Regions from separate parts of the Homo sapiens genome. Here regions 1, 2 and 3 are each linked to region 4. Evidence: chromatin contacts called from ENCODE Hi-C or POLR2A ChIA-PET data. All regions are on one chromosome and are shown on one strand. The core of a region is the stretch at or near the end of the contact, and the rest is flanking DNA. Distances in the headings are between cores, read along the strand shown.

Region 1 (6,012 bases), core at 2,873-5,372, 320 kb after region 4:
CGCAACTCCTCGCTCCTTCCAGTTCCTCAGCTCTGCAGGCCCATCACCCCTCAACCAGCCTGAATTTTTCCAGGTTGACTCTAGTTTCAGGAAACAGCTGCATGTCCACGTAAGCAGGGCAGCTCTGCCCCCGAAGCATTGGCACGGGGCCATGACTGCCCGCCCCCGCCCTTCCGGCAGCCCCCTTTCCCCTGGCGGCCCTCACCAGAGATCTGATAGCAGCTGGAAGTGGCCTGTGGTAGGGAGAGCCAGAGATGCCTGCTCCATGCCCACTCCAGGAGGGGCCAGGGGGTCCCCAGATGCCCCCTTGCTCGGCCTTCCTGGGGTGGATGGAGCAAGCTCCAACGCTATGGAGCTAGGACCCTGACTCCTCCAATTTCCCTTTTCCCTGTGGGGTGGCTAAAAGCGCAGCCAGTGGGGTCAGGGATGGCGGGACCAGAGGCCACAGAGGGCCGACTCTGGAAACTCTGGTCCCAGCCTGGGCACCCCCTCCAGGTCCTACCATTCCCCTTACCACATCTGCTGGGAGCTGCCTGTCTCCCTTCTCCCCAGAGATCTCTCCACCCGTGTGTCTGAGGAGAGAACTCTGGGCTCTGCAAAGCCTTAGAGGTCACTCAGTCCATGGCCTGGCTAGGCCGTCACAAGCCATGGCAAATGGATGCCAGAATGACCATGCGTGGTGAGTGGCCGGCCCACTCAGGGTTCTGTTTCCAGCGGGGACACTGGTCCACCTGGAAAAGGGCCTGGTTGTGCTCTTTGAAGTCAACCTCAAAGGATTTCAGAGTGAGCTGGAGGCTCCCTTTAAAAAGCCATTATGCTGGCTGGGTTCAGTGGCTCACGCCTGTAATCCCAGCACTTTGGGAGGCCGAGGCGGGCGGATCATCTGAGGTTGGGAGTTCGAGACCAGCCTGGCCAACATGGTGAAACCCCATCTCTACTAAAAATACAAAAAAAATGGCCTTTGAGCCCCCTATGCTCAGGCCTGCTCTCACATTGTGTAGTGTACTTTCATTTTCAATAAATCCCTTCGACCCTTAAAAAAAAAAATTAGCCAGGCATGGTGGTGCACGCCTGTAATCCCAGCTACTCAGAAAACTGAGACAGGAGAATTGTTTGAACCCGGGAGGCAAAGGTTGCAGTGAGCCGAGATCGCACCACTGCACTCCGGCCTGGGCAACAGAGTGAGAATCTGTCTCAAAAACAAAAACAAAAACAAAAACAAAAAAAGCCATTACGTATGAGAGATCCCATACGTTAAGTAAATCTCTTTTGAAGTTGCTTCTGTTTTCAATTTCTGCCAATCCTAGGGTGACAGGTTTGGTAAGAAGGGAACCCACCATGGAAAATGGTGCTATCTTTTCTGTGCTTCATTTATCTTTCTGAAATTTCTAATGGGTGTCCTCCCTCTGCCCCCCAGCTGTGCTGTGCTCAGCCCGCCGCACCCGACATGATTTCATAGCCTTAATCACATCCTCTGCCTTTGTCTCTGCAGACTGGGGAGTCCTAATCTCTTTAGCCTGTCCTCTCTTGGCAGCCTTGCCTTCCCCTTGATCAATTTAGTGCCCTTCTCTGGAGCTTTTCCAACTCGCTTATGTCTTTCTTGAGGTAGGAGAACCAAAATGTACAAAATTCTCTAGGTGGGGATGATGAAAGAAAGCCCATGTCAACAGCTCTCCTCCAATGGGTGTGCCGGCGCGTACCTGCAACAGGAGGAACAATGCAGGTGGAGCCCGGGCCCTAGAAAAGCTCATGGGGCCCCAGGAAGGCCACCAAGGCCAGGACCTGTGGGAATGAATGACTCGCTGAAGGTGGCCCTGGGATGTGGAGAGATGAAAATAAACAGAGGGATTATTTTTGGAAAAAAAAAAAAAGGAGATTCTGAGATTCTACTTAAATGCTCCCCAAGTAAGACCAGCTATGTAAGGTGGCCTTGACAGGGGCCCCTTCCCCATCTGCTCCCTTCCAGAAGCCTTGTCTCTGACAACAACGCTGATGCTGTCCCTGTTGTGCCATTGCTAGGGCTTCCTTTCACCCCTTCCTCTCCAGCGTTCCCAGGGCCAGCAGCATAGGCTTGGCCAATTCTGCCCCGCCACTGCCACCCCCCACAGGCCCTGGGACTTTGCTGGCGCCCCTGCCCCCTCCCCTCTCCCAGCATGTGCTCATGCTCAGGGATGAACGCCATGCTCATGGGTGCCAGAGCCAATTTCTCAAACACGACTCCCATCACGTCATATCCGCCTCCTCACAACCTTCCAGATAACACATTTTTCAGAGAGGATAAAGAGTAAAAGCCCCTCAGGCTGCCTGCAAACTACCTTTCCAATCAAGATTGAGAAGATTTTTCTTCTTTCTTTGAGACAGGGTTTTGCTCTGTCACCCAGCTGGAGTGCAGTGACACAATTATGGCTCACTGCAGCCTCAACCTCCCGGGGTCAAGAGATCCTCCTGCCTTAGCCTCCCAAGTAGCTGCGACCACAGGTGTACCACCATACCCAGCTACTATTTATTATATATATATATAAAAATTTATTTTTTTGAGACAGAGTCTCCCTCTGTAGCCCAGGCTGGAGTGCAGTGGCACAATCTCGGCTCACTGCAACCTCTGCCTGCCCAGGTTCAAGCGATTCTCGTGCCTCAGCCTCCTGGGCAGCTGGGACCACAGGTATGTGCCACCACATTCGGCTTTTTTCTATTTTTAGTAGAGATGGGGTTTTGCCATGTTGGCCAGGCTGGTCTCGAATTCCTGGCCTCAAGTGATCCACCTGCCTCAGCCTCTCAAAGTGGTGGGATTACAGGTGTGAGCCATTGCACCCAGCCCCGTATACATTTTTCAATGAATCCCTAGTCCCCTCAGCCAGGCCTGTGCCTGTGTGCTCATGGCCCCTGCCTTTGGGCCTCCCCACACTCACCCTGCCCTGCATGCCTTCCTTCCTCCACACCCAGCTCAGCTGGGGTCGGGGGTGCCTCTCACTTTCCCCTTGACTTCTCCAAATGTCACCTCCCTTCTAAGGCCCAGGTCAAGCCCCACCTCCTCCATCTTCCCTGGCTTCCCCGGCATCCTTAGGAGTCCCACTGCACTTAAGTCCCCACCATGGGCTAGGCCCTTCCATGCAGCACTCCAGTAGCGGGCGTTGATTTCACCGCTCAGGTCGGGGAGTGGGTGGGTGGAGCTGCAAGGTTCATAACCATAGGCTCTACCTCACAAGCAGTGTGTCGGCCTGTCTTCCTCATGCCTTCCAAAACATGAGGAGACAGAGTGGGCAGCAGCGTGTACTGATGCAGGCTCGCAGGAAGAAAAGCCACCTCTAGGGGTGGGCCAAGGGCTGCAGCCCAGGAGTGGGAGACACGATGTCAGGAAGTTATATGCATAAAAGGTAGGGGCACCATATCACCCAGCCGAGGTCCGGAGGGTTAGCCCAGGAGCGGCTCTGATCTGAAAACAAGCAGGGCTGCTGAGCTCTGTCTTAACTTGGAGAAGAATCAAAGGTCCTATCAGGCTGGAAAGCTAGCCAGTGCTGCAAACCTCCAAGAGCTGCCATAAGCTGTACCTAGCTGACTTTTGCCTGCAGCAGAATGGTTCCCTGACTTCCCCATTTAGGTTACCCCAAGTCATCTGCTCTGAAGTGGGGCAGTTTGCCCTCTTGGACTGGCTCACTCCTGCGGTGTTGGAGGGTCAGCCCTAACACCAGCTTGGGCTCAGCTGAGCTCAGCACCAGCGCCCAGCCCCCTCCTCCTCCTCCCTCCCATTCTGGGTTATTCTTAGCAGGAGGTGACCTCAGAGTGCTCCCTCTGAGCAAAAATAACCCTGGAGGAAGTTGGTGGGTATAAATCGTCAATGAATAAATACGCATCGCTAGTAAATAGGGGATGGAGCCCCACAGGGCCACTCACCCCCCAGGGCCTTGTGGGCAAAGGCAGAAACTCTCCCTTCAGGGCTCCAACCGGAACCACCCATGAAGGACAAAGGCCTCTGCAGGACTGTCTGGGCTGGCAACCAGGCAGGAACCAGCCTCAGACACCCACACTTGTCACCCTGCAACATCCTTAGAGGCTGCCCCTTCCTCCCCACCTCACACCCACACACGGGCTCAGCTCCACGCACCAGCCCCCGCCTCCCTATCATGGGCACTGGCCAGCCCGCAGGCCCTGGCCCAGGTGCCAGCTCCCTTCCTAAGCCCCGCCCTGCCCTGCAGCTGACTTCCTGTTTCCTGTTGCCGGCTCTGACTGCAGCATCCTGGCTCTCTGGCCAGTGCTGCAGACAACTAGGCCGTTGCCGATTTTAAGCAGGCGCACCTCTTTGCCCTCAGCCCCCTGCAGCCTTCGGCACTTACACACAGGCTCCCTGGTATTTGTGTCAATAACTCTCTTCAGTTCCATTTTCTTTGTATGCTTTTTGGACCAGTTCCACACACTTTTTCCAGCAGCCCTGAATTCACATATTAACTGACAGAGAACCCCTGGGTAGGTACCCAGTAGCCAAACTGCACGGATGCAGTGATAAGGAGGAAAGAGCACCATAGGCTTTGCAGTTGGGAGGTGTGAAGTCCAAGTCCTGATCATCTTCTCTGAACCTCAGTCTCTTCTTCTGAATGTGGGGATAATGAAAGCGGTCCCCAACTACCTCACGCAGGTTTGTCAGCATCAAATAAGGTAACCCCTGTAAAACGCCTTTGTAGGCAGTAACATGCTGCATAACCATGAGCCTTTACTGCTGGTCTCTGTCCTCAGTGAGGCAGGCAAACTCAGTGTGGCACAGCTCAGCGACTATGCAATGGCGGTGCATTTTCAAACTGTCAGGGATGAAAGCTCAAGCTTTGGTTCCAGATTTTTAAATTCTCAGTGCACCAAGAAATGATACGGTTGTAAAATATAAAATCACAGCACGTGGATGTGGCAACATTGTCACACACACATAAAAGCTTCTGAATAGTTATACTCAGTTCTGTACCGACAGGTGACAACAAATGCTTCTCAAAGTGAGGTCTGCAGACCACTGCAGTCCCATGTGTGTGATCGGTGGGCTTGGAACTTGTCTTTATCAGTTCATTTTTATTAACTTTGGAGACAGTTGGAGAAGGGAAAGGCCAGTGTGGGTCACAGTGGCTGAACTGGGCTTCATTTTCAGGCTAGGTTCTACCGGGCTGTGGTGCTGGGGCAGGCGGAGAGAAGGCAGGCTGTGGAACTGTGTAAGGGGCGGGCAGGAGGAATGGCTGGCTAGTGTGTTTGGGGAGCAGTGAGAAGGTGAGGTTTCTGTGGCCAAAGGGGTGGCATCAGGCATAGCAGGGAAAGGAGTGGTCAGATGGTGAGGGGCTGGAATTCAGATCTTGTCCCCTAAAAAATGGAGTCCCGGGGGGTTCCTGAAGAAGGACGTGCCGGTGCTACATTTACTGTGATTATGTGTGGCCTCCTCTCTCCAGCACACTTGACTGAAATAGAAGGCATCTTCCTCTGGTGGCTTCCCGCACATGGTCAGTGCTCAGGAAGTGGAAAGTGTTTGTCGTGAAGGGAGCACACTGGCCTGGGCATGCAAGGGGCAGGTGGAGTCTGGTTTGGGTGAGGGCAATGCCAGGGGGCAGAAGGCACCCAGGGACAGATGCCTGTTGAAGGCCAAGACAGACAGTCCTTGGGGGCAAAAGGAGGAGAGAGCCCAGGATTTCTTGGGCTTGGGGGTGGGACCTGGTGAGGGCACTAGTGGGTATATCTGGACCCTCCCTGTCCAGCGCTGGCTGTGGAAGCTCACAGCCTCCAGCCAGGGTTTCATCTCTTACTTCCCAGTCCCCATCCCTGTCACACCTGTCAGGACCTGAGCCAAGCTCCTTCCCCAGGCTTAGCTGGATGACACACTCAGCTGCTTTAAAGCTCCCTGGCAAATCTATTCCCAGGGCCACAGCTGCAACAGGTCCTCAGAAGCCATCTCTCCTGTGCTCCTGCATGGGAGGGGAAGAGGCCAGGACCAGCACCTGCGACCACAAGGGCTGAGCCTTGGCTGCAGCAGGAATCCCCCAACATGGG
Region 2 (7,029 bases), core at 4,530-7,029, 300 kb after region 4:
GTGTGTTGTCCACACAACTCTGAGATAAGAATTGTTCATTCATTCAGCACACTTTCACCCTGCACCTCCCACATGCCAGCCCTGGGGGCAGGGGGTGCCCAGAATGCCTGTATTGAACGAGCTTAAATGCAGAAATGGGTAGAGGCAGAAAACAAGCTGGCGAGTGCTGCTGTCATGGAGATGCAGAGTACAGCCAAGTCCATCCACAGAGGAGGAACCTCAGCTGGGGTACAGGGTAAGTGATGCCTAAGGTCCCACACCCAGTAAGTGGGACCTTTCTTAAGGCAGTATTTGAACTTGCCTCCAAAGGTCGCAGTAAACAGCAGCCAACCCTTAAGGTCCATGAAGGCTCTGCTATCTGCTGGGCAGCCCTGGGCGGAGGGAGTGGGTTGTATCTCAGTGTGGCGAGGGAAGGGAGGAGAGACTATGATGTTCCAGTCACAGATGTTTCATTATCACTATTCAATATTATTAAGCATCTAATAAGTATAAGGATGCATGAGTCAAGGGTCCCTACCTTCAGGTCGGAAGCAGGAAAGAGACCAGATCCTAGAACAATAGGACATGGTACCCGCTGCCTAGACGGAATTTAGAATCCGGCTGGGGTGAAGAGATTAATGAGCGAGTCATGCCATCAATGTGCTGTAACTGAGTCCTAAAACCACCAGCCGCGACACAAACTGGAGTGAGTGGCTTCCCAGGCGAGATGACCGCCCAGCTACTGACCCTGGGTCTCTGTGCTCATCTGCCTTGCAGAGCTACAGGGAGGGCTAATGAAGCGAGAGGCCCTTCCTAACCCTCAAGCCCTCCATCAGAGTGCATTTTGCTCTGAGAATTAGAAGGAAGAGGAGCTAAGGGAGTGCCTTCCTTTGGGAGGAGGAACTGCCCTACCCTGCCCTCCCCACAGCCCTGGCCAGCTCTGCCAGGCCAAGGAAGGTTCTCCTCAGCTCAGAAGCCTGGTGAGAATGGCAGGAATACAGGATGGAGGAGACTCTGGCCCCCCTTTACCCATGGAGGCTGTCCATACCAGTCCCCATGCCATCCTCCAGGTACACCTGTCAGCACCCCTGGAAAAACCACCTCGAAATCAAGTGTGTGGGCCCTTGTCATGGTGGAAATCTAAGATCTCATGTTCCCAGAGAAGTGGTCCCACATTCACCTACCTCCCAACTGCTTAGCCAGCCAGCAGGTATTCACTGGGCCTGTTCTCCCTGCCCATTGCATTAGGCCAGACAGAGGAAGATGTGATCAACACATAAGAAACAGTGAAAAATACCCTGATGAAATATGATTGAGTGCTAAGTAATATTAACCGTAAGGACAGTCTGAGTGCAGTGGCTCATGCCTGTAATTCCAGTACTTTGGGAGGCCAAAGCAGGCGGATCACTTGGGGTCAGGAGTTCGAGACCAGCCAGGTCAACATAGCAAAACCCCATCTCTACTTAAAATATAAAAATTAGCTGGGTGTGGTGGTGCGTGCCTGTAATTCCAGCTACTGGGAAGGCTGAGGCGAGGCACGAGAATCACTTGAACCTGGGAGGTGGAGGTTGCAGTGAGCCAAGAGACTGCACCACTGCACCCCAGCCTGGGAGACAGAGTGAAACTGTCTCAGACAAACAAACAAACCCCAGTGAGGGTTACAGGGATTCAGGGAAGGGAAGAGGTCATTGTGGACTGGAGAAATCTTGGAAACCTTCCTGGAGGAGGCAGCAGCTCTTGGCCTCAACCCTGAAGAATGGACTGGGGAAATCACAGCAGGAACGATGACAGGAAGGAAGGAAGGAGCATGGCAATGTCCCTTCCTAGGGGACACCCTTCTATTAGAGGACTGTAGTGAAAGTGGGGTGGGCTGATTGTGGAGGTCGAAGGGTTGAAGACTTGAGAAATAGCCAGAGGGTATCTGACATGATGGGGGAGACAATGGGGAGCCATTGGAGGTTCTATGGCAGGGTGTGATCATGATTAAAACAGAGCTTAGTCCTTACAGGACTAGTAAGCAGGTGAAGGAACAGCAACAGGAGATGGAACAGACAGAAGACAACAACTTCCTTCCCAGCTCCAGCAGGAATTCTCACTTCAGCCTCAGGGACTGCAGAAATGTCTCATTTTCCCCGTTCACTTATTTTCCATTTCTTTCATTTTGTGACATTCTGAGTCGTCTTAAATCTTGGGGGAGGGAAAGCCTGAAGGGGGTAATCTGGGAGAGGCTCACTCAGTAACTGTGGTCCAACAAGGGTGGGCAAGGAGAAGGAAGTTAAGCTGGGGAGTGCGTTCCCAGGGAAGAAGCCCCCCAGGTGGGGCACACAGCCTAGGGGAAGGGCTGGTGCAGCCTGGGGTCTGGTGGCAGCTCCTCCTTCTGGCCCCTGCCCCACCTTCCAGCCACATTTCCTAGCTGCTTTCTGCCCACACCCGCTGTGCACCACCACAACAAACTCCCATTCCTGAAAAGCCCAAGTGTCTTGTGCCTCGAGAGGTATGTGCCTGCTGTATTCCTCCCTCTGAAATGCCTTCCTCAGCCCTCCCCTAAATTCCAGTTCAACCGTCAAAAGCCAGAAGCCACCCCTGCTGATGCGTAGATGACCCCAGGCAGCATTCGTCTACGCCCCATTCAGGGCAGCTCTTTCTGCAGGTGCTATGAGCCCTCATCCTATCATGGGAAAACTAGGAATCCTCTATGCCTCTGGTAGTCCCAGTATCTTACATGTCACTCAGCTGTGGAGGCTTCTGGAAACCGGCTCAGTAAAGGTGCCCTGAATGAAAGGTTGCAGGCGTTGCATTCTGAGATTAGGAAGCGCTGGCTGGCCCTTCAAGTGATATTGCCTGGGGAACAGCTGGAGCTGGGTCCTGAAGGCTGGGTGGTTTGTCAGGAGGGGAGGTGCCTTTTTTGGGAGGAGGAGGGTACTTGGATCTAGGAGGGTGGGTAAGGGGTCAGTGGATCAACACTGGCAGAGGGTGGGGGGTGGAGATCTGGGGATGCAGCTAACAGAGGTTGCCGCTTGAGATCAGCTGAAGGAGGTGGGGAGGAACCTGCAGCGGCCTTGGGAAGGCCCAGGGAGGCAGTTTCAGAAGGGCTCAAATGTCAGAGAGCAAAATGAGACTGAGAAAAGAGGAGAAATGTCTGTGCTGTTGTTACACCACTTAGAAAACATTACAAAAAATTAGCCGGGTGTGGTGGTGCACGCCTGTAATCCCAGCTACTCGGGAGGCTGAGGCAGGAGAATCGCTTGAACCTGGGAGATGGAGGTTGCAGTGAGCTGAGATTGTGCCATTGCACTCCAGCTTGGGCAACAAGTGCGAAACTCCGTCTCAAAAAAACAAAAACCAAAAAACAAAAACAGGCCTGATAGGCCGGGTGCAGTGATTCATGCCTGTAATCCCAGCACTTCGGGAGGCCAAGGCGGGCAGATCACCTGAGGTCAAGAGTTCAAGACCAGCCTGACCAACATGGTGAAACCCCCATCTCTACTAAAAATACAAAAAGTTAGCCGGGTGTGTCAGCAGGTGCCTGTGATCCCAGCCACTCGGGAGGCTGAGGCAGGAGAATCGCCTCAACCCAGGAGGCGGAGGCTGCAGTGAGCCATTGCACTCCAGCCTTTGCACTCCAGCCTTGACAACAAGAGTGAAACTCCGTCTCAAAAACAGACAAACAAAGAAAACAGGCCTGATAGCAACAGCTACTACTCTTGAGTCTGAGGGCGACTTGGGAATCTTGAAAGCTACCTGTGTTTTCCCCATTCTTGATACCTGCATCTAGCCCCTTCCTAACCCCAGGCATAGCCCAGGAGGAGACTGTGTGACAGTCAGGGCCTGGGCCCCACATTGGAATAGGAAACGTAAATTCTAATTCCATTCTAGTCCTGTTCCCAATTCTTCATTGGGAGCTTGTGGCCAGTTATAAAACTCGGTAGCCCCAAGTCCCCTAGTCTGAAAATGAGATCAGTAGTTCTAAAACTTGTACTGGAATTCATGGATTCTTTAATTACAGCATAGGAATAAGGAATAATGTTATTAGCAGAAAATATATTTTGTTTGGAGATCTCCACATTGCAAGTCAAGTGTACTAAAGTCTTTTAAATTAAATCAACATTTTGGTTTTTCTAATAATGCCCACTGCTACCTTCATTGGTTGGGAGTGGGGATGCAAATGCCAAGGGTTGAAGACTTACTAGAAAATCTTTTGATAATTGCTGGAGCCAGGTGATGGCAATGGGAGGTCGTTACACTACTCTCTGCTTCTGCATATGTTAGAAAATGTTCATGAGTTTTACAAAGTCTGTTTTGTTTTTTTGAGACAGAGTCTCGTTCTGTCACCCAGGCTGGAGTGCAGTGGCACAATCTCGGCTCACTGCAACCTCTGCCTCCTGGGTTCCAGTGATTCTCCTGCCTCAGCCTCCCAAGTAGCTGGGATTACAGGTGCCCGCCACTATGCCCAGCTAATTTTTGTATTTGTAGTACAGATGGGGTTTCAACATGTTGGCCAGGCTGGTCTCAAACTCCTGACCTAAGGTGATCCACCCGCCTCGGCCTCCCGAAGTGCTGGGGTTACAGGTGTGAGCCACTGCGTCCAGCCCAAAAAAGTCTTTTTAAATTTTAGTAGAGACCTAAAATTGAGAAAATGTATCTATGATCTAATTTTTCCTGGGAGTTGAGGAAAGAACCCTTTTTTTCACTGTAACTGAGGGCAGGCCTCCATACTGCTTCTTCAAGGGAGCAGAGTTTGAGAATCATGGAATTTCTGAAAGTTCTTCCGGTTCCTAAAAGTCATAGTCTAAGCTTCTTGCCCCAGGGCTAAATGAGAACAGAAACACTTCGCTCACAGAACCAGGAGCTAAAAAGCAAAGCCCCTGTTTCTGGGTTGCGGGGAACCCAGGAGTGCAGCGACTGACTTGGAGAGAAGAGCCCCATTCCTGAATTTCCACCCCAAACACAACATTCCACGCACAGGGGTAAGTGCCTCTCCTCCCAGACCTCAGACAGGCTGCCCTTTCTCCGGGCTCTTCCGGGAAAGTAATTTCTGCCTTCCTGGATCCCAGAGGAAAAGAAAACAATCAAGCAGCCAGAACCCCCACCCTGTTCTGCACTTTCTCTTTTTTTTTTTTTTTTGAGACGGAATTTTGCTCTGTTGCCCAGGCTGGAGTGCAGTGGCTCAATCTCGCCTCACCGCAACCTCCACCTGTCGGGTTCAAGCAATTCTCCTGCCTCAGCCTCTTGAGTAGCTGGGACTATAGGCACGCACCACCACACCTGGCTAATTGTTTGTATTTTTTTTTTTTTTGAGACAGAGTTTTGCTCTTGTTGTCCAGGCTGGAGTGTAGTGGTGTGATCTCAGCTCACTGCAACCTCCGCCTCCCGGGTTCAAGTGATTCTCCTGCCTCAGTCTCCTGAGTAGCTGGGATTACAGGCGCCTGCCACCATGCCCGGCTAATTTTTTGTCTTTTTAGTAGAAACAGGGTTTTGCCATGTTGGGCAGACTGGTCTCGAACTCCTGACCTTAGGTGATCCGCCCGCCTCAGCCTCCCAAAGTGCTGGGATTACAGGCATGAGCCACCACGCCTGGCTAATTTTTTGTATTTTTGGTAGAGACAGGGGTTCACCAAGCTAGCCAGGCTGGTCTCGAACTCCTGACCTCCTTTCAGCTTCCCAAAGTGCTGAGATTACAGGTGTAAGCCACCGCGCCTGGCCTCTGTTCTGCACTTTCTCTAGAGAAAGCTCTCACACAAAGGCGAACAGACAAACAGGGCCGCCTTCCCCTGGAGGCCTGGGGTAAAGACGAAATGAGAGCTGAGTTCACGTGAAGTGCCCCACGTGGTGGCAGTTTCCTCTCTTTTCCTGTGCAGCTAGGTCACCACCCACTTCTCTTTGTACCCAGTTCTCTACTAATCAAACATACAAGACAGCTCAAAAATTGTGCGTGGCGAGTTGATTTCCCTCCTCAGTCTTTCAGCCTCCATTTTCTCACCTCTCTGCATGGCTGAAGCCCTCCACGGGCTGTTCCCACCTCCCCGACCCCCACAGAAGCTTCTCTATAAAGTCACCAGCTCCTTTCCAGGTTGTCCAACGCCATGGGCATGTCTCAGTGAATTCAGCTTTCCCTAGGGCTGGGCAGCCACCCTCTGGGAAAACCCCGTGCTTCCCCAGACACCGCTCTGTACTGCTTTCTCCCTCAGTCCCTACTGCCTGCCACTCCTCCTCTCCATGTGGCCCAGAAATGTCGGGGTTTTCATGGACATGTTCTGAGACTTCGTCTCTCCTCCTTCTCCCCTTGCTGAGCCCTTAAGTTCCCATGGATTTAAATGCCAGGGTTCTGCTCTCAAATCCCACCTCTGTCGCCCGTACTTCCCTACAGCCCAGACTCCAGGCACCTGGCATCTCACACGGAGCCCTCAATTCCCACCTGTCCCAAACTCATCCTCCCCTGGGTCTTCCCATCTGAGCAAATGGCACAACCATCACCAGGTGTTCAGGCCAGACCCCTGTGAGTCCTCCTTGAGTCCACCAGTTCCCCTCCCTGCCGGTCCATCAGCAAGCCCTAGCTATTCTAGCTCCAAAATACACCCCAAAGCTCTTCTCTGTCTCCACTGCTGCCTCTCAAATCCACATCACATCCTTCCTGTGCACAGAAACCTTCTATGGCTGCCCAGTATTGTCAGAAGTAAGCCAGCTTTTGGGCAGACTCTGCAGGTCTCCAACTGATGTGTGGAGCCCCGCCTGCCTCTCTGGCTGCATCTGGCCCTTTCTCCTTTGCCATTTCACCCTGGCATACAGTTTGCCAAACAAGTCAAGGCCTTGCTGGTGCTGTTTCCTCTGCCTAGAACACTCTCCCTGACCCCACTCCTCACAGAGCCAGCTCTTCGGTTCCTTCAGACCTTAACTGAAATGCCACCTCCTCCAAGAAGCCTGTCTTGACCACCCCAACTAAAGCAGGCCTCTGCTATCTTCTATTTCAGCCCCTTGTTTCTTTATGTTCTGCCTGTCTCCCCCATCAGAATGTCAACTCCATGAGAGCAGGAACCGTATACGCCCAGGGTC
Region 3 (6,353 bases), core at 1,697-4,196, 450 kb after region 4:
ACCAAAACAAGTGCACTTTGGTTCCACGAAAGCCATCAGATTTCTGGGTTGTCGGCCACTCTTGATGCCATGTGCCATCTTCTTTCCCCCTGACAGTCTGTCTCCTCCGTACCCTCTTCTCACCTCCTCCCCTCACTACTGATCTCTTCTTTCCTTTCCTCTCGCCTTTACTCTATGGTCCCATTGCTCTCCTAGCTAGAAATTATAAGTATAATGTTTTATATTCCTAACCTAAAACATGTATACATTTGTGTTTTTTAAAAAAATGGGTAGGCTGGGCGTGGTGGCTCACGCCTGTAATCCCAGCACTTTGGGAGGCTGAGGCAGGCGGATCATGAGGTCAGGAGTTCGAGACCAGCCTGGCCAATATGGTGAAACCCTGTCTCTACTAAAAATACAAAAATTAGCTGGGTGTGGTGGTGCGTGACTGTAGTCCCAGCTACTCAGGAGGCTGAGGCAGGAGAATTACTTGAACTTGGGAGGCGGAGGTTGCAGTGAGCCGAGATCATGCCACTGTACTCTGGCCTGGGAGACAGAGCGAGACACCGTCTCAAAAAAAAAAAAAAGGCAAATTTTAAAAATTAAACGTTTTGTATTTATCTCCCAAAGGATAAAAAAGCTCCAAGGTAAACGAAAACTCAGCTTCAGCTTAAAAAATGTATGCTTTGAAATCTTACTATGTTATATAAACATATGGTGCTAATATTGTAGATAAGCCTGCAATTGACTTTCTTGTGTGGGTCAGTGGCTATCAGGATAAACAGAAACAAACATAAACCTCCCCCAAACACCATGCAATAGCCACACAGCTCAGAAAAACCCGAGCTCCGTCTGGAGTAGGTTCTGAACAGGAAATCATTGCAAGTGGAGTCAGTGTCTCAGTCGTCGTCAGTAATTTTGTTAAGGAGGCTGGCACAGCCCCAGCATCCAGAAGCCTAGTCGAGACTGCAGGACATCTATAGTTAGCAAAAGAAGTCCTCATTTTCATGCACATTCATTCATGACATGAGGTCACCCCAGCACCCTGAAAGTTGTTTCAAGCAATTAAAATCACTCCAGACACACAACAACAGAGAATGAAAGAGCAGGAAAATGCAATGGTAGCCTGGCTAATCATGCACACTTCAATGCGCACAACAGATGGGTACTTACAAGCTCTGGTTTTAAGTAAGAACATGCTCTACTGGGTAAACATGCCTTGAACTTTTAGGCCATTTTACAACACCATGGGGAGAACCGCTGGGGGTTTTACACATAAAACCCTCTTCAGAGATGATGTGCGGGGAGAAGAGGAGAAACATTTATATGAGGAAAGGAAGAACGTGCAAAGGAGCGAGAGTCCGGCGGGAAATTCCGAAGTTCACTTACTGCCTGCTTTTGCTCTTCCTCCTGGAGTGTTGAAGATGAAAAAAAAAGGCAGAGGAAAAAAGGAGAGAAATTAATGCCCATTAATGCCCATCACCACAAACATTGGTCAGAAATGATAGAAAAATCAGGCAAACCAGGCCAGGCCCACAGGTGCTGAGATCAAAGGCCCCATCCCCCACAGGAGCATCAGAGGACGAAGCAAGCAGCAGGCCTCGGCCCGGTGAGTGATTCAATGCTAACTCCTAGAGCTAGAAGGAAAGAACCTTAGAAACCACCTCGCCAACATTCTTACTATAGATCAAACAGGCCTAGAGGGCCTGACCTGCCTAAGGTTCACATAGCTATTTAGGGGAATCTGAAAGAGGAAGTGCAACCATGACTTGAAATTGTAATAATAATTCTATATTCATCATTCACGATATTCACATGTGTTTAGGTACATTTATCGAGGCAAGTGGTTTTTGATGCATGGAACACAGACCAGCAGCATCGGCATCACCTGGGAACTTGTCAGAGATGTAAACTTTGTGCCTCACCCTATCCCCACCAAACCGAAGCTCTAGGGGTGGGCCACAGCAATGCGTTCAATCTTGTCTCTGATTCTGGTGCATACAAGTCTGAGACCCACTGCCCTCATCACTTCCCAACTAGCAATTCTGCCCACTACAGGTTCTTTTCTTATTTGGTCCCCTCTCCACACTAAACATGTTGGAACTGTATCCCCGTCTACTTGCTTTCAGGCACAGTCTTTTTTTTTTTTTTTTTTTTTTTTTTCAGTGAGTCCCATACATACACAACTTCCCCCAGTAAACTGGAAACTGTTTGGAGACCCTGAAAGGTCATTCAAAAAAGAATTCTTGACCTCAGTTTTTCATTAATTCAATACAGGTTTATTTAGTCCTCTTATGCAGAAAGCACTGGAAACAAAGAAATGGTCTCTGTCATCTAAATCAATCTATCTATCTATCTATCTATCTATCTATCTATCTATCTATCTATCTATCTATCTGTCTGTCTATCGACAGAGTTTCGCTCTTGTTGCCCAGGATGGAGTGCAATGGTGCGATATGGGCTCACTGCAACCTCCACCTCTGGAGTAGCTGGGATTACAGGCATGTGTCACCATGCCCGGCTAATTTTGTATTTTTAGTAGAGATGGGGTTTCACCATGTTGGTCAGGCTGGTCTCTAACTCCTGACCTCAGGTGATCCGCCTACCTTGGCCTCCCAAAGTGTTGGGATTACAGGTGTGAGCCACTGCACCTGGCCGGTCTCTGTCTTTTAGAACCTTATGGTGATGGAACACAGAGCAGGCACTTGCTGGCTATTAGCTGACTGCCCAAATGAATGCACTATCAGACACTGCAGGAAAAAGGATAAAGAGAACACTTTCAAGTTTCTCTTTCTTCAGTTCTTTGCTACTCATCTACTCTGTCTTTTAATGGGCCTCTTCCACTTCCTCCTTCTGTGCCTCACCATGGGTCACTGTGGTCAGGGAGACTCAGCTCTTTGGCCTAGTATGTAAATCTAAAAGCTGTGCAATGGTTCTATTTAAATTGGAACAATTCATGCAGCCAGTCTTTACTGAACATGTACGTGCCTAGGAAGTCTCAGGAATGGGTAAGTGCTCCTGCTCCCACACAGTCTACAGACCTGGGTGCAATGGTGAGAAAGACCTCAGTAAAGCAAAGGAATTACGAAAGGGAGAGGGTGAGTAAACACTTGGAGAACATAATTTTTATTACTGCAAGGGACAGACAGGGACTAGAAATAAATGGGCACCGAGAAATCTCTTAAGGAGACTCCCAACTCAGCATGGGAAGGTGCTCTTCACAATCAAAGCCAGATGCTGGATGCCTGACCAAAGCCAAACTCACAGGAGCCTAGGCACAGAGCGCTGAACACTGGCTCTGGCAGCGGGAAGGAATTAGAGCGCTTCTGCTTTTGCACCTGCTTTGCAGTTAGGAAGCAAGCTCTCTTCCTTGCCAGACTTCCCTTTGGGGCAGGACACTTTTCTTATATTCTTGAGGCAAGGCAAACAGTCATAGGACAGTTATTAAACAATTATAAAATGTGTTTTCATTGCTGGCACTGTGTTGAAGTGGAAAGTGCGATGGTTGGGGAGGGATGGGGCAATCCTAACAGGCTGAAATTGTATCCGAGGTCAAAAGACCAGTATGTAATTTCTTAGAACTGTTTCTAAGACATCTCCCTACTTCCACAGTTTTCTCCAGGTTTGGTATTAAAGAGAACACTGCTGTGGCTCAACAGAATAGGGAAATTCAGAAAGCAATGTTTCATACTTGGACATCTGGTGATTGCAATTTAAGTTTGTCAGAAGAGAAACCGTAATTTGCAGTAGATATATCAGGTTAGGCTGGGGACAGTGGGCAGGGCAGCGCTTCCAGGACTTACAGGCCTTCCATGTGGCCTGGTACTGGGGAGAGAATGGACTTTGGCAAAGTGTTATTTAGGATAGTGTTGTATAATTTAAACTCACAAAACTTATTCAGATAAAGCCCTTAAGGCTCTGTCAACACAGTAAACAGGTCAGATCCCAGGTCTGAGAACCTCTGTGTTATCAACTAGTCAGGTGGGGTCACTAAATATTGACTGATGACAAGGGATAGAGCCAACGTGATTTAAAAGGGGGTAATACCTTAATTATAAAGTGTAAACTTAGAACTGCTTATGTCACCTAAAAACATGTGAGTCTCTTCCACATGAATGAGGTCTGGCAAGGTGGCCAAAGCAATGACATAGCCACTGTAGTCATTTACATAAAAATTTACACTCAAACTAGATAAGCATTTGCAAATGAGGTTGAAATTCAAAACTGCAGAATTCATCTGGTAAATGTAAATGAGTTTCCTTTTCTCTTCTTTTTTTTTTTTTTTTTTTTTTTTTTTTGAGATGGAGTCTCACTGTGTCGCCCAGGCTGGAGTGCAATGGCGCGATCTCGGCTCAGTGTGACCTCCGCCTCCTGGGTTCAAGTGATTCCCCTGCCTCAGCCTCCTGAGTACCTGGGATTATAGGCATGCACCACCACATCTGGCTAATTTTTGTATTTTTAGTAGAGGTGGGATTTCACCATATTGGCCAGGCTGGTCTTGACCTCAGGTGATCCACCTGCCTCGGCCTCCCAAAGTGTTGGGATTATAGGCATGAGCCACCACGCCTGGCCTGGTAAAATGAGTTTCAAAAGCAATATCAGACAAATGGAAAATGAAGTAGAACATGGATTAGAAACACCAACACATAAACACTTCTAGATTAAATAGGAAGTTTTTTTGAGGTCAGTAATTAATTAATACTCATTAATCAGGTAAAAAGTATAAGGGAAAGATATGTAGAGAAACATGAATGCCTGAGTGTCAGTCTACATTATGTCATTAAAAAGAATAAAGGGTGGCTCACGCCTGTAATCCCAGCACTTTGGGAGACCAAGGTGGGTGGATCACCTGAGCTCAGGAGTTCGAGACCAGCCTGGCCAACATGGTGAAACCCGTCTACTAAAAATACAAAAATCAGCTGGTTGTGGTGGCGGGTGCCTGTAATCCCAACTACTCAGGAGACTGAGGCAGGAGGCAGGAGACTCACTTGAATCCGGGAGGCAGAGGTTGCAGGGAGCCAAGATTGTGCCACTGCACCCCAGCCTGGGCAACAGAGTGAGACTCCATCTCAGACAAAAAAACAAAAAAACAAAGAAGGAGGGTCCTTGATACTCCTTGATTGATCAGGGATTGAGTCTAGTCACCATGATATGCCAAATAACTAATGTGACACTTAGGAACTCAATAGATTTTTGTTAAAGAAACAAAAAAATTAATTTTAACCCTGCTTTATTCCAAAAAAGGATTAAGATTTTTGTTGAATGAATTAACAGTGATGTCACTTCTTATGTATGCTTCTTTAAATTATCATTTCAGATAGAAGATAAAGTACATAATAGTTTCCTGAAGCAGCAGAATGAAAGAACTCTCTGTGGCATGAAAATTTACTGTGAGATGTATTTTAATTTATGAGTATCTCAGACCATGTGGCTTGATTGTCCATCTGACTAACTGCTTCCGACTATTTTATGAGAGAATTAAATGCTAGCATACTGAACATCAATAAAAGCAGACAACCCCTTTTAAATTAAAATTAGGATTTTCTTTTCTTTTTTTTTTTTCTTGCTCTGTTGCCCAGGCTGGGGTGCAGTGGTGTGATCTCGGCTCACTGCAACCTCCACCTCCTGGGTTCAAGCGATTCTCCTGTCTCAGCCTCCCAAGTAGCTGGGATTACAGGCGCGCACCACCACGCTCAGGTAACTTTTGTATTTTTGGTAGAGATGGGGCTTCACCACTTTGGCCAGGCTGGTCTCAAACTCCTGACCTCAGGTGATCCACCCACCTTGGCCTTCCAAAGTGCTGGGATTGCAGGTGTGAGTCACTGTACCTGGCCTAAAATTAGGATTCTAAAGGGTACTTTTATGGGTTGATGAATATATATTTCTAATAGTAGGAAAACACTGAAATTTTAACAGAAGTCAGTAATTCCTGTGTATGACCTTTCAGGTATGCATATAATACAAAAATTAAGATTACGTGGTAATTCTTTTAGGAAGCTGGACACTAAAGGCATGAGATTTTCGACTGTGAATTCTAGCCAATGGATAGAAAGGCAACATTCCTAGATTTGTGTTTGCAAATTCTTCCTCCCAGTCTGAACAGCCTTAGCCTGTCAGACGGGTAAATGATATTTAAGAACCTGGCAGGGGATCCTACAGGGGCAGCAGTGTCCTGCTTATTTTTCTGAAATTACTGCTGCAAATATAAAGAAACTCAGGGTTTGGGATCAGAGTTGCGGGCATTAGCTCGTTCTGCTTAGCCCTTGAATACAAGCATCAGCGGTACACTAGAAGGCCACAGTGGCATGCATGGGGCTTGGGGTCAGTAGTTCTGGGGATCACTAAGACAATCCAACTGAAAGGCAATGGTACAA
Region 4 (6,976 bases), core at 1,192-3,691:
GTCGCCTAGGCTGGAGTGCAGTGGCACAATCTGGGCTTACTGCAACCTCCACCTCCCAGGTTCAAGGCAATTCTCCTGCCTCAGCTTCCTGAGTAGCTGGGACTACAAGCGTGCGCCACCATGCCTGGCTAATTTTTTGTATTTTAGTAGAGATGGGGTTTCACCATGTTGCCCAGGCTGGTCTCGAACTCCTGAGCTCAGGCAATCCACCTGCCTCTGCCTCCCAAAGTGCTAGAATTACAGGCGTGAGCCACTGCGCCCGGCCTGAAAAATATTTTTAAATGGCTGATACAGTTGGTCTTCTTTCATTTCTTTTTTTTCCCCACAATTTTCTTTGTTGTTTTCACATTAATTTTTCATGAAGACTTTAGTAGTCTTGTATTATGTTCTGGGAAAAAAAAACCCTTATTGATGTTTTCACTGGAATTGAATTTCATTTGTAGGTTGAGTAATTCACATCTGTACAATATTGTGTAATCCCACGTAAGGAAAAAGTATATCTTTCCATTTGCCTAAGTAATTTATCTCCCTTTGTAGAGTTTGAAACTTGTCTTCATATAGGTGCTGCCTATTTCATGTTAAGTTTAAACCTAGGAACTTTATTTTTGTTGTAACTGTAAATTAAAATTGTTTTTCAATTACACATTCCAACTGAATATAATTTGGACACAATAAAGTTATTAATTTGTGGGTAATAATTTTGCTTTATTGAATTTTTATAATGTTTCTAATAGTTTTTCAGTTATTTCTCTTTGGGTTTCCAGGTAAACAATCGTATTATTAGCAAATAATGTTAATTTTACCTTCTCTTTTCTAATATTTTTATATTCTCTTACTCTTGTCTAATTGCACTGGCTAATAAAACTAGAAAAATGTTAAGTAGATGTGGTGACACTGGGCATTCTGAGCTGCTTCTAATGTTGTATCATTAGGCACAGTAAAATTACTTTTTTTTTTTTTTTTTTTTTTGAGACGGCGTCTCACTCTGCCGCCCAGGCTGGAGTGCAATGGCGTGATCTCGGCTCACTGCAGCCTCTGCCTCCCCGGCTTAAGCGATTCTCCCGCCTCGGCCTCCCAAGTAGCTGGGATTAAAGGCGTGCACCACCATGCCTGGCTAATTTTGCATTTTTAGTAGAGACAGGATTTCACTATGCTGGTCTTGAACTCCTGACCTCAAGTGATCCGCCCGCCTCGTCCTCCCAAAGTGCTGATGTATTACAGGCCTGAGCTAGCGTGCCCAGTCCCTAGAAAAAAAAAAACACCTCGTACACAGCTGACGTTCAAAAAAATGTTGACTTTCAGTGAATACTATGCTAGCACATACACACAAAAGTAGTACGGGATCATGCTACACAGAAATAAAAAACACTAAGTAAACATTTACTGAGCATCTCCTGGGTGCCAGGCACTGGACTAGGCACTGCCTTAACAGCTCTTTCGGAGTTGATTTTGAACGCATACAACGACGGAAAGAGCACCGCAGTGGGAATGTGAAGACTTAGGTTCTAATCTTTCCTCGGTCACTGATTTGATGACCTTGGGAAGTTCTTAACCAACAGATTCCACTTGCCCAAAAGGAAAGAATTTGAGTGAAGAGGAGGCCGTCTTGGAATTCATAAGGGAAAAGGCCTCAGGTTACCTCTGGCCTTCCCTCCCCACGTACTAAAGGAGAGTTTATAGCTGATGAACCACAGATGGGGCAGAGAGAAGGGCGGTGGAACTAACAGATATGGGGACACCACCAAAAATAAAACACAACGCAAAACAAAACAGCGCGGACCCCGGCCATCCCTTGCACCTCCCCTGTGAAACACGTCAACGTCAGTTACGCTCTCTCGTGACGGGAATGCAGAATCTGGGCTGCCGGGCACCATTTCGCGAACCCCAAATTCTCACACGCACCCCATAACGTTCCGCCGGCTCCCAGGCCCGGCTGGGGGAACTAAACTTTCATCCTCCATCTCCCGGTCCCGGACGGCCCCCTAGAACGCGGGCAAGGTATCTAGGCCGACGGCCCCTCATGGGGACCCAGGCCTTCTTACTCTTTTGGGGGTACATTCAAGGCTTAGAGGCCACCCCAGACACCATCTCCGGAAGAGTGACGTCGGAGGACGAGGGGGCAACGGAAAGGTCAAAAAGGTCGGGGAGTTTCGTTCGCGGAGCCGCACCCCTCGGCTGAGACCCGGGCCTGCTCGGGGGCGGAGAGGAGGCCGGGCCCCAGGCTGTTGAGTGGCCGCCCTTCCAGCCAATGGACACGTCGCCCCGCCACGCTGGGGCCCGCCCCTCCCGGCTCGCTGTACTCACTTTCCCCACTTCGGCGTTGCCCATGGAGATGACTTTGATGCGGAGAGACCTGCCGGGCTCCTTCCGCTTCGGCATGTTGGCCTCCATGGCCCTGGCTCTCTCGGGGCCACCCGCCTCGGTCTCTTCTTGTGCACCGCTGGCCCGTCCCTCAGGCCTCCTCGTCCAATGGCGGAGCCGCTGCTCTCGTCACCGCCTCGCCTCCGCTGCTCGCCATCCCCGCCGCTGCCTGGCAGCAGGCGCGGGCGGTTGGGAGCGTGGGGAGCCGGGGGAGGGAGACGGGAGTCTCGCGATGCTAGCGCGGGGCTGCTGACGTCATCTGCAGGCCCTGGAGACGCGACTGCAGTTACCGAGTTTCTAAGGCCTCGTCCCCTGACGGGAAGGCGGCGTTGGGGGGCGGCTGGGTTTACCCTTCGAGGTGAGCGCGTCCTTGTTTTCAGGGACGCCCGGACGGGAGGCGTTTGTTGCTTTCGCAGCCGAGTGGTGGAAATGTATTGGCTCTTCAGGGCGGGTCTGGTAGTGTCTCGTCCGTTTGGGAGTGTTTTTTTTTTTTTCTGGATTCTTTTTCGGTTCCATGGGCCGGGCTGCTGCTCCTCTTCCCCCTCCAATATTTTGTTCCCCTTGCTCGAGATCCCCGAGAGGCAGACCCCAAAGCCAGGAAAGTGGGGAGGTCGGAACCCTGGTTCTGGAAGAGGGCCTTGGGCAAGGCGTGAAGCGATTCTGAATCTGGTTCCTATTGTTTTTTATTTTAAATGGAGTTGTCTATTTGGAGTCAAGGCAAGAGTGTTTAGTCTTGGCCCTCCTATTACAGATCTCTGATGGATTTGTTGACTCCTCTGTGGGAGAAAGGCTTGGTCTACTGCAGGTGTTAACGCTAAGCCAGGCTGGAGCTGTGGACGTCAGTTTCCTCAGCTCCCCGCTGTTCGCTTCGAACGTGACCTCGACGTCTGCTCTCCCCTTCCCTTTAGCTGACAATGTGACAGTGCTTGAATAAAAGTCAGTCTGACAGGAACGGTAATTTTTTTTCAGTGAATATCTTCAGTTACAGAAGATAAATAGAACTTGACAATGATTATTTATAGTGCCCTGAAAAAAAATGGCTGCCAATTTCCCTGTATATTACAAAGACAAAAGTAGCATTGCTTCTTTTCTCACCTAACTTTAAACATCTTAAGGGAAGTGCATTACAGGAAGGCAATGAGCAAAGGCTCAACATTTCACAGTAAAGTCAGATTTTCCACATTTTAATTTTAAAATGTGTTTTTTAAACATTAAGTTTTTTTTAAGACAAGTTTATTCTGGATTGTTTTGATAATCAAATAATATAACTTAATTCACTGAAGCTTCTAAAATTATTTACAAATATGAAATATAAGTCCTGGTTAGAATTTGGATAGTTTTAAAGCTTAAAAGAATCCACATGCTAACTTCTCAGTATGATTTAATAAATCAAATTACTAAACATGTAATTTCTTCGACAGTTCACCTTTGGCCCTGTAATAGGGTAACTGGTATTGTGGAAGAATAATTATAAAATGTCAAATCTTCAGCTGTTATGATTGATTAAGTATGGTGCTGTTGAGACTAAGCAGTAAAACATGCCACAGATTTAAATTGATTACTATTTTTTTCATATTGATGGGGTTTTTTTTGTTTTTGTTTTTGTTTTTGAGACAGAGTTTCCCTCTTGTTGCCCAGGCTAGAGTGCAGTGGCACAATCTCTGCTCACTGCAACCCCTGTGTCCCGGGTTCAAGCAATTCACCTGCCTCAGCCACCCGAGTAGCTGGGATTACAGGCACCCACCGGTATACGCAGATAATTTTTGTATTTTTAGTAGAGACGGGGTTTCACCATATTGGCCAGGCTGGTCTCGAACTCCTGACCTCAGGTGACCCTCCTGCCTTTGCCTCCCAAAGTGTTGGGATTACAGGCATGAGCCACAGCGTCCGGCCCATATTGATGCTTTTGACACTTTATTGTATATAGCTACATTTTCTACTGTGTGTATTAAATTAGTTTGGAATCGAAAGAGCAAGAAAGTTGTTTTTTTTCCCCCACTCTTTGAATATAAAAAAATAAAAATCAGCACGAGTTAGCTGCTTTTTCCATAGTATGGACCTGGGAGGTATAGTGTGAGCATGGATTCTGGAGCCAGCCCGATACACTTAATCTTGGCATATGTTGTAGGCATGAGGTGGTGATAAGGATTGTAGGAGATAATGCACAGGAAGTACGTAGTAGTCTCCCAGCAAACAGCAGCCACATGCTCTCATTTGCTCATACTTTTTTATGTGTTAAGAAAAATCCTACATCTTTTTAATGTGTATTTTTAGAAAGTAAATTATGAAATATTTAGGACATACTTAAAGGTATAAAGTATAATGGAATGAATAGCCATGTATCCCCCACCCAATTTAAGAAATAAAATATCACCACTGGGCATGGTAGCCCACCCCATAATCCCAGCACCTTGGGAGGCCAAGGCCAGTGGATCATTTGAGCCCAGGAGTTTGAGATCAGCCTGGGCAACATGGCAGAACCCTGTCTCTACGAAAAAAAAAGCCGTTGTGGTAGCCCAAGCCTGTAGTCCCAGCCACGCGGGAGGCTGAGGTTGGAGAATCACCTGAGCCTGGGAGGTTGAGGCCACAGTGAGCTGTGGTCGTGCCACTGCACTCCAGCCTGGGCAACAAAGTTGGACCCTGTCTCTAAATAAATAAATGAAACAAGAAAACATCACTGATACTGTGCGTAGCCTTTCCCAATACATCCCTCTTCCCTCTCTACAAACAGTTGCAACAATCTGAATGCTGCTTTAATTTCCAGGCATTTAAAATTGTTTTACTATATATGAATATATACCTTAAAATGTAGTATTGCATTTCATCTTTCAAAACTGTTTTGAAATAATTTTACACAGAAAATTTCAAGAATGAGACCAAAAAATCTTGTCTACCCTTTATCCAAATTCATCAGTTGTTAACATTTTGTCCCATTTTTTCTATCACTTGTGCTATCTATATGTACATGTATACTCAAATGTTTCTGAGTAGTTTGAGGTTTATTTGCAGACATTTTAATAGATAGATATACATAGATAGATATAAACACAGGCCCAGCTGGGTGGCTCACACCTATAATCCCAGCACTTTGGGATGCCAAGACGGGTAGATCACTTGAGGTTAGGAGTTCGAGACCAGCCTTGCCAACATGGTGAAACCCCATCTGTACTAAAAATACAAAAATTAGCCAGATGTGGTGGCAGGCACCTGTAATCCCAGTGACTTGGGAGGCTGAGGCAGGAGAATTGCTCAAAAATATATATAAAGACATATATAATATATACACATATATATATAGTGTGTATATATACATATATGAATATATGTCATACTTACCTATATATGTATTTCTTTTTTTTTAGAGAAGGAGTCTCACTGTGTTGCCCAGGCTGGTTTTGAACTCCTGGGCTCAAGCAGTCCTCCTGCCTCAGCCTCCCAAAGTGCTGAGATTATAGGCATGAGCCAATGTGCCCAGCCAGCTTGTTTCTTTATCCATAAATAATGTGTGTTTCCTCAGAAGGACTTTCTTCTACATGGCAACAGTGATTTATCAAAATCAGAAAATGCAGCATTTATACAGCACTATTATAAAATCCTGTGGTTTGAATCAAACTGTACACTGAGGTACCTCACATCCCCACAGTAAATCCACGGGGGGATATCTGTGGAATAGCTTGCATTCTAAATTTTCAAGGCAAACAAAATGAAATCTAAATGACTGTACAAAACTACTAGCTTGAAGTTGTTTACAGTTTCAACAATAGATGGCGCCAAATTCCTTGGCTATGTCATGTCTTGGGGCATCTAGGCTTTCCAGTTGGTTGTGATGAAAAGTGAGTACACTGGGCCGGGCGCAGTGGCTCACGCCTGTAATCCCAGCACTCTGGGAGGCCGAGGCGGGCGGATCACGAGGTCAGGAGATCGAGACCATTCTGGCTAACACAGTGAAACCTCGTCACTACTAAAAAATACAAAAAATTAGCTGGATGTGGTGGTAGGCGCCTGTAATCCCAGCTACTCGGGAGGCTGAGGCAGGAGGATACCTTGAACCTGGAAGGCGGAGGTTGCAGTGAGCCGAGATAGCACCACTGCACTCCAGCCTGGGTGACAGAGCGAGACTCCCTCTCAAAACAAAACAAAACAAAACAAAACCCTGAGATGCTGAAAGCACTGTGAACAAAGAAAATTTGGGAAACTTTTATCTAATTCACAGTTAACACTCAAATTTCACCATTTGTCCCAATAATATTCTTTATAGCTGTGTTTGACTTGGTCAACTGGTCTAGGATCTAATCTAGGATCATTTAGTTACATATCTTTAGTCTTTAAGCTGGAATGGTTCCTCAGCTTTTCTTTTTCTTTCAAAATGACGGTTATTTTTAGAATATTCCTCAATTTGTGTTTGTTTGTGTATTCTTGAAATTAGAGTCAGTTATGTTATATTTGGCTGGAATACCACAGAAAAGATGTTATGGGCCAGGTGCGGTGGCTCATACCTGTAATCCCAGCACTTTGGGAGGCCAAGGTGAGCAGATTACCTGAGGTCAGGAGTTCGAGAGCAGCCTGGCCGACATGGTGAAGCCGTGTCTCTACCAAAAGTACAAAAAAATTAGCT

What was found. Hi-C counts contacts between places; a loop is a spot of excess contacts on that map. ChIA-PET counts read pairs that join two places held with the same protein, here RNA polymerase II (POLR2A). Pooled maps may share reads with other maps.
Region 1: a pooled map shows a loop between it and region 4 (5-fold over the local background). The contact joins the enhancer-like site here to the promoter of DNAJC27 in region 4. A Hi-C loop is called at or near these places in 2 of 37 single-sample maps with no recorded cell type and 7 of 50 pooled maps.
Region 2: a map of CD8-positive, alpha-beta T cell shows a loop between it and region 4 (18-fold over the local background). The contact joins the enhancer-like site here to the promoter of DNAJC27 in region 4. A Hi-C loop is called at or near these places in 1 of 168 maps with a recorded cell type or tissue (CD8-positive, alpha-beta T cell), 5 of 37 single-sample maps with no recorded cell type and 8 of 50 pooled maps. POLR2A ChIA-PET finds 5 or more read pairs at or near these places in 2 of 52 experiments (activated CD4-positive, alpha-beta memory T cell and activated T-cell).
Region 3: a pooled map shows a loop between it and region 4 (15-fold over the local background). The contact joins the promoter of DTNB-AS1 here to the promoter of DNAJC27 in region 4. A Hi-C loop is called at or near these places in 5 of 37 single-sample maps with no recorded cell type and 5 of 50 pooled maps. POLR2A ChIA-PET finds 5 or more read pairs at or near these places in 2 of 52 experiments (A673 and GM12878).

Annotation. Positions count from the first base shown.
Region 1 is chr2:25,291,154-25,297,165 of GRCh38, forward strand. The region is part of intron 3 of DNMT3A (DNA methyltransferase 3 alpha); the gene reads right to left. Among named protein-coding and RNA genes, the nearest start is that of MIR1301, 35 kb to the right of the region's middle. RefSeq lists enhancers at 3,525-3,644, 4,101-4,622, 5,609-6,012 and a silencer at 3,927-4,221. Within about 2 kb of position 4,123, at least 34 of the 41 ENCODE cell types and tissues checked have a DNase peak (open chromatin) inside an H3K27ac peak, as active enhancers do.
Region 2 is chr2:25,267,717-25,274,745 of GRCh38, forward strand. All of the region lies in intron 6 of DNMT3A (DNA methyltransferase 3 alpha), which reads right to left. Among named protein-coding and RNA genes, the nearest start is that of MIR1301, 57 kb to the right of the region's middle. RefSeq lists enhancers at 2,249-2,839, 5,334-5,834. Within about 2 kb of position 5,780, at least 19 of the 41 ENCODE cell types and tissues checked have a DNase peak (open chromatin) inside an H3K27ac peak, as active enhancers do; they include CD8-positive, alpha-beta T cell, where a contact is called at or near this core.
Region 3 is chr2:25,418,147-25,424,499 of GRCh38, forward strand. It overlaps DTNB-AS1 (DTNB antisense RNA 1), which reads left to right and starts at 2,947. Exons shown (of 3, transcript NR_183382.1): 1 at 2,947-3,077; 2 at 5,297-5,369. DTNB (dystrobrevin beta) reads right to left here. Exons shown (of 21, transcript NM_021907.5): 16 at 1,369-1,389. RefSeq lists an enhancer at 1,200-1,879.
Region 4 is chr2:24,969,514-24,976,489 of GRCh38, forward strand. DNAJC27 (DnaJ heat shock protein family (Hsp40) member C27) reads right to left here and starts at 2,442. Exons shown (of 7, transcript NM_016544.3): 1 at 2,305-2,442. The coding sequence starts at 2,391. It overlaps DNAJC27-AS1 (DNAJC27 antisense RNA 1), which reads left to right and starts at 2,599. Exons shown (of 3, transcript NR_034113.1): 1 at 2,599-2,719. RefSeq lists enhancers at 1,853-1,982, 1,936-2,454, 1,993-2,102, 2,363-2,472, 2,455-2,973 and 2 more and a silencer at 2,153-2,232.